Linked DNA regions of Homo sapiens: region 2 is linked to region 1. A link is an interaction called in ENCODE POLR2A ChIA-PET data of the cell type or tissue named here. Cell type or tissue: K562. All regions are shown on one strand. Links, peaks and the distances in the headings refer to the core of each region. The heading gives the core; the rest is flanking DNA. Region 1 overlaps KLHL18 (kelch like family member 18). Region 2 overlaps PTPN23 (protein tyrosine phosphatase non-receptor type 23).

Region 1 (4,399 bases), core at 104-4,103:
CTGTTTCCCTCACCTATACTAACACCCCCGTTTCCTGAACCCCACGTAGTCCTCTTTCTTATTTATTCACTTGTTCTGGTAGAAAGTGTCTTTTAGGCTGGGCATGGTGGCTCACACCTGTAATCTCAGCACTTTGGGAGCCTGAGGCGGGTGGATCACCTGAGGTCAGGGGTTCGAGACCAGCCTGGCCAACATGGTGAAACCCCGTCTCTACTAAAAATGCAAAAAATTAGCCCAGCGTGGTGGCAGACACCTGTAATTCCAGCTACCCGAGGTGCTGAGGCAGAAGAATCACTTGAACCTGGGAGGCGGAGGTTGCGGTGAGCAGACACCGTACCACTGCACTCAGCCTGGGCAAGAAGAACGAGATTCCATCTCAAACAAATAAAAATGTGTCTTCTAGTAGAGCCTCATAAGAAGGGGTCTATGTACAATGTCTGAAAATGTCTTTACTACCCTCAAGCTTAGATAATAATTTAGTTGGTTAAAAAATTCAAAGTTTAGACTTTTTTCCTGTCAAAATTTTGAAAGTATTGCTCCATTGTCTTCTAGTTCTTTTGTTTTTAGAGATGGGGTCTTACTCTGTCCCCCAGGCTGGACTTGAATTCCTGAGCTCAAGCAATCCTCCTGCCTCAGTCTCCTGAGTAGTTGAGACTATAGGCATGCTAGTGTGCACCTGGCTATGTTTAAAAATATATATATGTATATATATACACACATATATATGTATATATGTATATATACACACACATATACATATATACGTATATATGTATATATACACACACATATACATATATACGTATATATGTATATATACACACACATATACATATATACGTATATATGTATATATACACACACATATACATATATACGTATATATGTATATATACACACATATACATATATACGTATATATGTATATATATACACACATATACATATATATGTATATATGTATATATGTATATATATACATATATATGTATATATGTATATATATACATATATATGTATATATGTATATATATACATATATATATATTTGTACAGACAGGTCCTGCTTTGTTGCTCAGGCTGTTCTCAAACTCCTGGCTTCAAGCAATCCTCCCACCTCAGCCTCTCAAAGAGCTGGGATTACAGGCGTGAGTCACCACACCTGGCCTAGTTTGTTGTTATTGAGAAATCCAATGCTATTTTGAATCCTAACTCTAAGTATGTAACTGTGCTCTCTAGAAGCCTTTAGGATTTTCTCTGTATTCTTGTAGTTCTAAAATTTCACAGTATTGTATCTTGGTATTGGTTTTCTTTTATTGTGCTGTATCAATCTACAGACATTATTTCAGTTCTGGAAAAATCTCTTTACACCATTTAATCCTTGATAATTTCCTCCCTCCTATTGTAATTTTTTCTCCTCAGAAATTTCTATTAGTCAGGTGTTAGATTTCTTGGAATAATCCTCTAATTTTCTTATTGTTCTTCCTCACTTTCCATCTCTTTCATTTGGTCTATCAGTGAGGAAACTTCTTCAACCCTATCTTACAATCTTTCTGTGTTGTAGGTTTTTATACTGGCTATCATATTTTTAATTTCCTAGAGTTCTTGTTTTCAAAAGCTTCCTTTTTAAAAGAATCCTGTTCATCTTTCATGAATGCAATATTTTCTCAAATCTCTCCTGAGACAGTATATAGTTACAACTTTTTTTCTTCTTTATCTCTCTGCTTTTACTGTTTCCTGAGATATTTTCTCTTCCAATTGTTTTGATCTCTGTCTTCTATGTTAGAGGTTTTCTTTAAATGTCTGGTGACACTTGGCTAGGGGGTAGGCTTGTTGATTTGTGGGCTTCACATTAGGGTGATCAGGCAAGAATCGGCCATTTGATTGAGGACCCCTAGAAGTATTCAGTATCTTCAGGACTTTTTCTCTGGAGTTAATTTTATCAGAGCACGATCTTCCAGTCTCTTGCAGGGAAATATCTGTCGGCCTACAGATATTCTGGAAACTGGGTCTAAGAGGTGGATGGTTCTACCATGCACTACTGATAACTCTTATCTTAAAGCCCTTCTTTTCAGTTTTGTTCCATATTGCACCCTTTCTCCTATGCTTGGTGTGCCTGATTCGGAGCCTCTGGTTCAGTATCTAAGACTAAACTTCCTATCTCCTGAGAGAGTGGGGGAGGGGGTGCAGGCATCTAATTGCCTTTCATACAGACTTCCAAGTAATCTTCCTGTTTTCAGTATTTGGTGTCTCCAATTCTGGAACAATTCCAGGGTTCTACACTAGAAATCCTCTTCCTTCTCAGTTTCTCCCCCGGGAGGCACTTTCAGTTCCTCTGGCCCACTAAGTCTTCCACACATGCTCTCTGGCTTTAATATTCCATTGATTTCTCATTTGCTGATATGTCTTTCCCCTCTTACTACTATTTTAATGGGGTTATGGAGGGGAATGAAAGTTAAGTATGTGTTCAACTGGCTGTGTTTAACTGCTGTGCATTTATTTTTCATCTAGAAAATAAACAGAAGACAAAAGAACAAGCTGTATGTGCACCAACAGAGTGACCTGGTTTCAAAAAAAAACCAGCTACAGAGAAGATAGGCCTATCTTGGGATATGTTAGCCTGATTACATTTGAGTTCTGTATTCAGCTAAGGGGAACAACAAATTGGACCTTGTCTAGATGAGGAAGACCAAGATGGGCAAGAGTCTGAAAGCTACATCTTATAAGGAATAGCTAAAGGATAGTCTGGAAAAGGTAATTTAGGAGGAACCTGATAGTTGTTGTCAAATCCTAGAAGGGCTATCACATGGATTAGGGCAGATCTAGAAAATTACAGGAAGGCAGATTTTCTTTTATCATAAAGAATAAGAGCTAAGTGCAGGGCGCGGTGGCTCATGCCTGTAATCCGAGCTCTCAGGGAGGCAGAGGTGGGAGGATAGCTTGAGCCCAGGAGTTCGAGACCTGCATGGGCAATATAGCGAGACTCCGTTCTTCACAAAAAGGAAGAAAAAAAAAAAGACAAAAAACAAATAAGCGTAAGAATAAGAGCTAAGAACACTTAGCGGGGTCCTGGACTGGTTTCAAAACTATTAAGTGACTACTTAGAGGCCTTCCAATTCTACAATCCTGTGATACTACATTTTTGTGAAAAGCTTTTAAAAACCCAAACACTCTCATTTGTAATCTCAGTTTTTACATGTCTCATTTTTTGCTGGGCACAGTGGTTTATGCCTTTAATCCTAGCTCTTTGGGATGCTAAGGTGGGAAGGTTTCTTGAGGCAGGGATTTTTAAGACCAGCCTGGGCAACACAGCAAGACCTCATCTCTACAAAAAACTAGCCAGGCATGGTGGTGCATGCTTGGGAAGATGGTTTGAGTCCAGGAGTTCAAGGTTGCAGTGAGCTATAATTGTCACTGCACTCCAGCCTGGGCAACAGAGCAAGAGAATGTCTCGAAAAATAAAATAAAATAAAATGTCATTTTTTAAAAAAAGAGATGATCATTTATTGAGCTCCTTTTGTATGCCACTGACTATGCCAGGTACCCATTCTGCACATTTTCTCATTTCAGTCCTCACAGCAACCCTCTGCAGTAGGCAGCTACTGTGAATCATGTTCTATAGATGAGAAAACCAAGATTTGGAAGTTAAGTAGCTCACCCAATGTCAGGTAGCTATTATGTGAAGAGAAGGAATTATGCTTAGGTTGTTACTGGTGGAATTGGAGAGGGACCTAATAAATAGCATACCTTCTCTCAGCTTGAGTTCTCAGTCAATTGAGAAAAAAATTATAAATAAAAAACCTACACATGATAAAACTACATAGAATTAAATATACATATACACAGAATGAATAAAAGTAAAACTGAAGAAATCTGAATAAGATTGCAACTGAATATTCTAGTTGCAATATTGTACTTTCAGTTCCTCTGGCTTAATAGTTTTGCAAGATATTACCACTGGGAGAAACTGGGCAAAAGGAAAAAGTTGTGGGCATGGTGGTTCATGCCTGTAATCCTAGCACTTTGGGAGGCTGAGGTAGGAGGACTGCCTGGGTCCAGAAGTTTCAGACCAGTCTGGGCAATATGGCAAGACCATGTGTTTACAAAAAATAAAATAAAATGAATTAGCTGGGTGCAGTGGTATGCGTCTGTAGTCCCAGCTACTTAGGCAGCTGACACAGGAGGATTGCTTGAGCCTGAGAGTTGGGGGTTACAGGAAGTTATAATCACACCACTGCATTCCAGCCTGGGCAGCAAAGTGAGACCCTTTCTCTATTAAAAAAAAAAAAAAAAAAAATTAGGCCGGGCACGGTGGCTCACGCCTGTAATCCCAGCACTTTGGGAGGCCGAGACGGGCGGATCACAAGGTCGGAAGATCGAGACCATCCTGGCTAACACA
Region 2 (4,399 bases), core at 86-4,085, 76 kb before region 1:
GGTGGTGGGCACCTGTAATCCCAACTTCTCAGGAGGCTGAGACAGGAGAATCGCTTGAACTCAGGAGGGGGAGGTTGCAGTGAGCTGAGATTACAACACTGCACTCCAGCCTTGGCCACACAGCAAGACTCCATCTTAAAAAAACAAAACAAACAAACAAAACTAGGTAACACACTGGGTGCAGTGGTTCACACCTGTACTTCCAGCACTTTGGGAGGCCGAGGCCAGAGGATCACTTGACCCCAAGAGTTCAAGGCCAGACTGGGCAACATAACAATAAATCCCATCTCTACAAAAATTTAAAAATGAATCAGCCAGGTGCAGCGCACATCTGTAGTCTCAGCTACTCCAGAGGCTGAGGCAGGAGGATCACTTGAGCCTAGCAGTTCAAGTCCAGCCTGGGCAACAAAGAGTAAATCCCATCTCTAAAAACAAAACAAAACAAAAATACTAGATAGTGAGAATTTGGGTGAGCACTGAATTATTCTTCCAATTTTTCTATATGTTTGAAATTTGGAAAACAAATGTCTTAAGAGTTGCTGAAGAGCTAAATGGTACCTGAATACCACTTTCCCCTATCAGTGGTTTTTATTTAGCCTTTTGTGGGTCCTTTGAGAATATGATAAAAGCCATGAATTAAATCCCCCTAGAAATTTTCAACTATGCACAAACATAAGGATTTACCAAGAACTTTAGGGAGCTGACAGGCATTTAACAATCTTCACTCTGATCTATCCAACTCCACCCCCTCTCCACTCCCTCCCTCAAAAATAATTATGACAACAACAACAACAAAAACACAACTACAAAAAGTGGCCTTGGGTTGGGCATGATGGCTCATGACTATAATCCCAGCACTTTGGTAGGCTGGGGTGAGAGGATCACTTGAGGCTAGGAGTTCCAGACCAGCCTGGGCAATATGGCGAGACCCCCATCTCTACGAAAAAAAATTTAAAAATTAGCCAGGAGTGGTGGTGCATGCCTGTGGTCTCAGCTAGTTGGGAGGCTGAGGCAGGACTGCTTAAGCTCAGGAGTTTGAAGCTGCAGTGAGCTATGATGGCACCACCTTACTTCAGCTGGGGTGTCAGAGTGAGACCCTGTCTGTATTAAAAAATAAAAATAGGCCAGGCACAGTGGCTCATGCCTGTAATCCCAGCAGTTTGGGAGGCCAAGGTGGGCCGATCGTTTGAGCCCAGGAGTTCAAGACAAGCCTGGGCAACATGGCAAAACCCCATTTCTACAAAAAGCACAAGAATTAGCCACGTGTGGTGGTGTGCGCCTATACTCTTGGCCAGTTGGGAGGTTGAGGTGAGAGGACTGCTTGACACCAGGAGTTCAAGGTTGCAGTGAACCATGATTGTGCCACTGCACTCCAGCCTGGGTGAGAGTGTGACACTATCTCAAAAATAATTAATTAACTAAAATATTTTTTAAAATGTGGCCTAAGCTATGAGGTAAAACTTGACTATATGAGAGAATGTTCTGTGGTTAACTCCCTTGCAGTAAGAGGTTTTGCCCACCCTTAGGTTAGAGAAAATGAGTAAAAGTGTAGCTCAGAGGTCTCGTGGGATAGAGGCCAAAGGAATCAGATGGACAGGAGACTCCTACATCCTAGAAACAAGGCTTCCCGTGATATCACTAGGAACATCTGACCCTGCTGTTCACACAATGGTGACAGAAAGATGCTGCTCCCACCCCTAGCAAATCATGCCTAGAGGTCACATTCTATCTGAATCTCATCTCCGTCCTCCTATAAGATCAGCAGCAGATGCTTAACTGAGAACCTACCACAGGTCAGGCACTGTGCTGAGTGCCTAGTAATCACTCCATCCTTAGAACAACCCTAAGAGGTAGACACTATTATCATCACCACTTTACAGATGAGGAAATGAGGAAACTGAGGCAAAGAGTTAGGGTATTCACCAAGGTCACGGTGCTAATAACTGATGGGGATATGACTGAAACCCAGGCATTTGGGCTCCAGAGCCCATGTTCTTTCCATATTAGACCATTCCATTTCTATTTAAATTGTTTTTAGTTTATTTTTTATTGTTTTATTTTATTTTCGAGACAAGGTCTTGTTCTGTTGCCCAGGCTGGAGTTACAGTGGTACTGCAACCATAGCTCACTGCAGTCTCAAACTCCTGGGTCCAAGTAATTCTCCTGCCTCAGCCTTCCAAGAAGCCGGAACTACAGGCACATACCACCATACTCAGCTAATTTTCTGTAGAGGTAGTGTCTTGCTATATTGCCCAGGCTGGTCTGGAACTTCTAGCCTCAAGCAATCCTTCTGCCTCAGACTCCCAAAGTGTTGGGATTACAGACATGAGCCATCACGCCCAAACTTTTTTTTATTTTATAGAGATGGGAGTCTCACTATGTTGCCCAGTCTGGTCTTAAACTCCTGGGCTCAAGCAGTTGACCCACATCAGCCTCCCAGAGCATTTCTATTTTTTAAAAATATGGTTCTTACAAACAACTCTGAAAAACAGGCACAGAAAATGAATCCCTGGCCACACAGTGAGTCAGTGGAGCAGCCAGGATATTTATGTTATTATTATTATTTGCAGCCTGTTAGAAGCAAAAGGATGTTTTTAAAACCCTAACAAAATCCTCTGTGACTGCTGATCACTCCTCCACTAAAAAAGAAGAAAGAGGCTGGGTGAAGTTCCTGGAGTAAGGGACAGAGACCTTGTCCCCATTTCGCTATGGTCTGGGACTCTGCAGAACTCGGAACAGTCTAGCGGGAAGTATGAAGCTCCAATGGAGGCTGAGAAGGCAGGCCCAGCAGCAGACGAGGAGAAAGAACCAGAGGCCCTGACAGGACCCCAGTACCTACACAACTAACAGGAAGAAGACCAGAGAACCTCCAAAAACAGCCAGGCTTTGAAGTAGCTGGGGATCCTTTTCTGAAGGAATAAAAGAAGACCCGTGGAGAGCTCTCAGTGAGGGCACGTCCAGGGATCACAGCCACCGAGGGGAAAAAGAAAAGAAAGGAGTTACCAGATTACAAGTGGGAAACAGTGCCCCTGAGTTGCTGTGAAATCTGGGCTTGGTTTTTGTTTTTTGTTTTTTTAAATTGTCTTGCTCTGTCAGGCAGGCTGGAGTGCAGTGGTACTATCATAGCTCAATGAAGCTTCAAACTCCAAGTGATCCTCCCACCTCAGCCTCTTGTGTGGCTAGGACTACAGCTGTGTGCCACCATGCCCAGCTATTTTTTTTTTTTTTTTTTTTTGAGACGGAGTCTCGCTCTGTTACCCAGGCTGGAGTGCAATGGCGCCATCTCGGCTTACTGCAACCTCCACCTCCTGGGTTCAAGCAATTCTCCTGCCTAAGCCTCCCAAGTAGCTGGGACTACAGGTGCATGCAGCCATACCCAGCTAATTTTTGTATTTTTAGTAGAGATGGGGTTTTGCCATGTTGGCTAGGCTGATCTCGAACTCCTTTTTTTTTTTTTTTTTTTTTTTGAGACGGAGTCTCGCTCTGTTACCCAGGCTGGAGTGCAGTGGTGCCATCTCAGCTCACTGCAAGCTCCACCCCCCCGGGTTCACGCCATTCTCCTGCCTCAGCCTCCTGAGCAGCTGGGACTACAGGCACCCGCCACCACGCCTGGCTAATTGTTTGTATTTTTAGTGGAGACGGGGATTCACCGTGTTAGCCAGGATGGTCTTGATCTCCTGATCTCGTGATCCACCCGCCTCGGCCTCCCAAAGTGCGGGGATTACAGGCGTGAGCCACTGCGCCAGGCCCTGGTCCCGAACCCTTGACTTCGTGATCCACCCGCCTTGGCCTCCCAAAGTGCTGGGATTACAGGCGTGAGCTACCATGCCTGGCCCCAGCTAATTTTTATTTTTATTTTGTAGAGACAGGGGTCTTGCTATGGTGCCCAGGCTGGTCTCGAACTCCTGGCCTCCAGCTATCCTCCCACCTCGGCATCCCAAAGCGCTGGGATTACAGGCATGAGTCACCATGCCCAGCCTAGGCTTGGCTTTTTTCATGTGTAAAATGGGGTTAATATCACTTGCTACGTCTAGCTCAGAGCTGTCATAAGGATTCGAGTTATTTCCCAAACAGGGAAGGAAGATGCTCAGGTGAAAATATTGTTTACAATAGGCCAAGACCTGTACTAAGAACTTAACAAGCATTAGAACGACAAACTCTGCATGTTCTCACTTTTTTGTGGGAGCTAAAAATTAAAACCACTGAATTCATGGAAACCGACAGTAGAATGATGAATACCAGAGGCTGGGAAGGGTAGTGGGAGTGGGGTGGGGGAGTGGAGTGGGAATGGTTAATGAGTACAAAAATATAGTTAGATAGAATGAATACAATCTAGTATTTGAGGCTGGGCGTGGTGGCTCACACCTGCAATCGCAGCACTTTGGGAGGCCAAGGCGGG

Evidence for each region. Peaks named below come from ENCODE experiments on the same cell type or tissue, not always from the same donor. Only the 100,000 strongest peaks of a DNase experiment are listed, where the experiment ranks them.
Region 2: POLR2A ChIA-PET joins it to region 1 with 8 read pairs; 7 of 35 experiments call an interaction of 5 or more read pairs at or near these places.

Annotation. Positions count from the first base shown.
Region 1 is chr3:47,313,110-47,317,508 of GRCh38, reverse strand. All of the region lies in intron 1 of KLHL18 (kelch like family member 18), which reads right to left. Among named protein-coding and RNA genes, the nearest start is that of KLHL18, 32 kb to the right of the region's middle. In K562, for the core only: no CTCF peak of the experiment used is centred there; a DNase peak (open chromatin) is centred at 2,088; H3K4me3 peaks cover 182 bases.
Region 2 is chr3:47,388,909-47,393,307 of GRCh38, reverse strand. The region is part of intron 1 of PTPN23 (protein tyrosine phosphatase non-receptor type 23); the gene reads right to left. Among named protein-coding and RNA genes, the nearest start is that of PTPN23-DT, 9.6 kb to the right of the region's middle. In K562, for the core only: no CTCF peak of the experiment used is centred there; no DNase peak of the experiment used is centred there.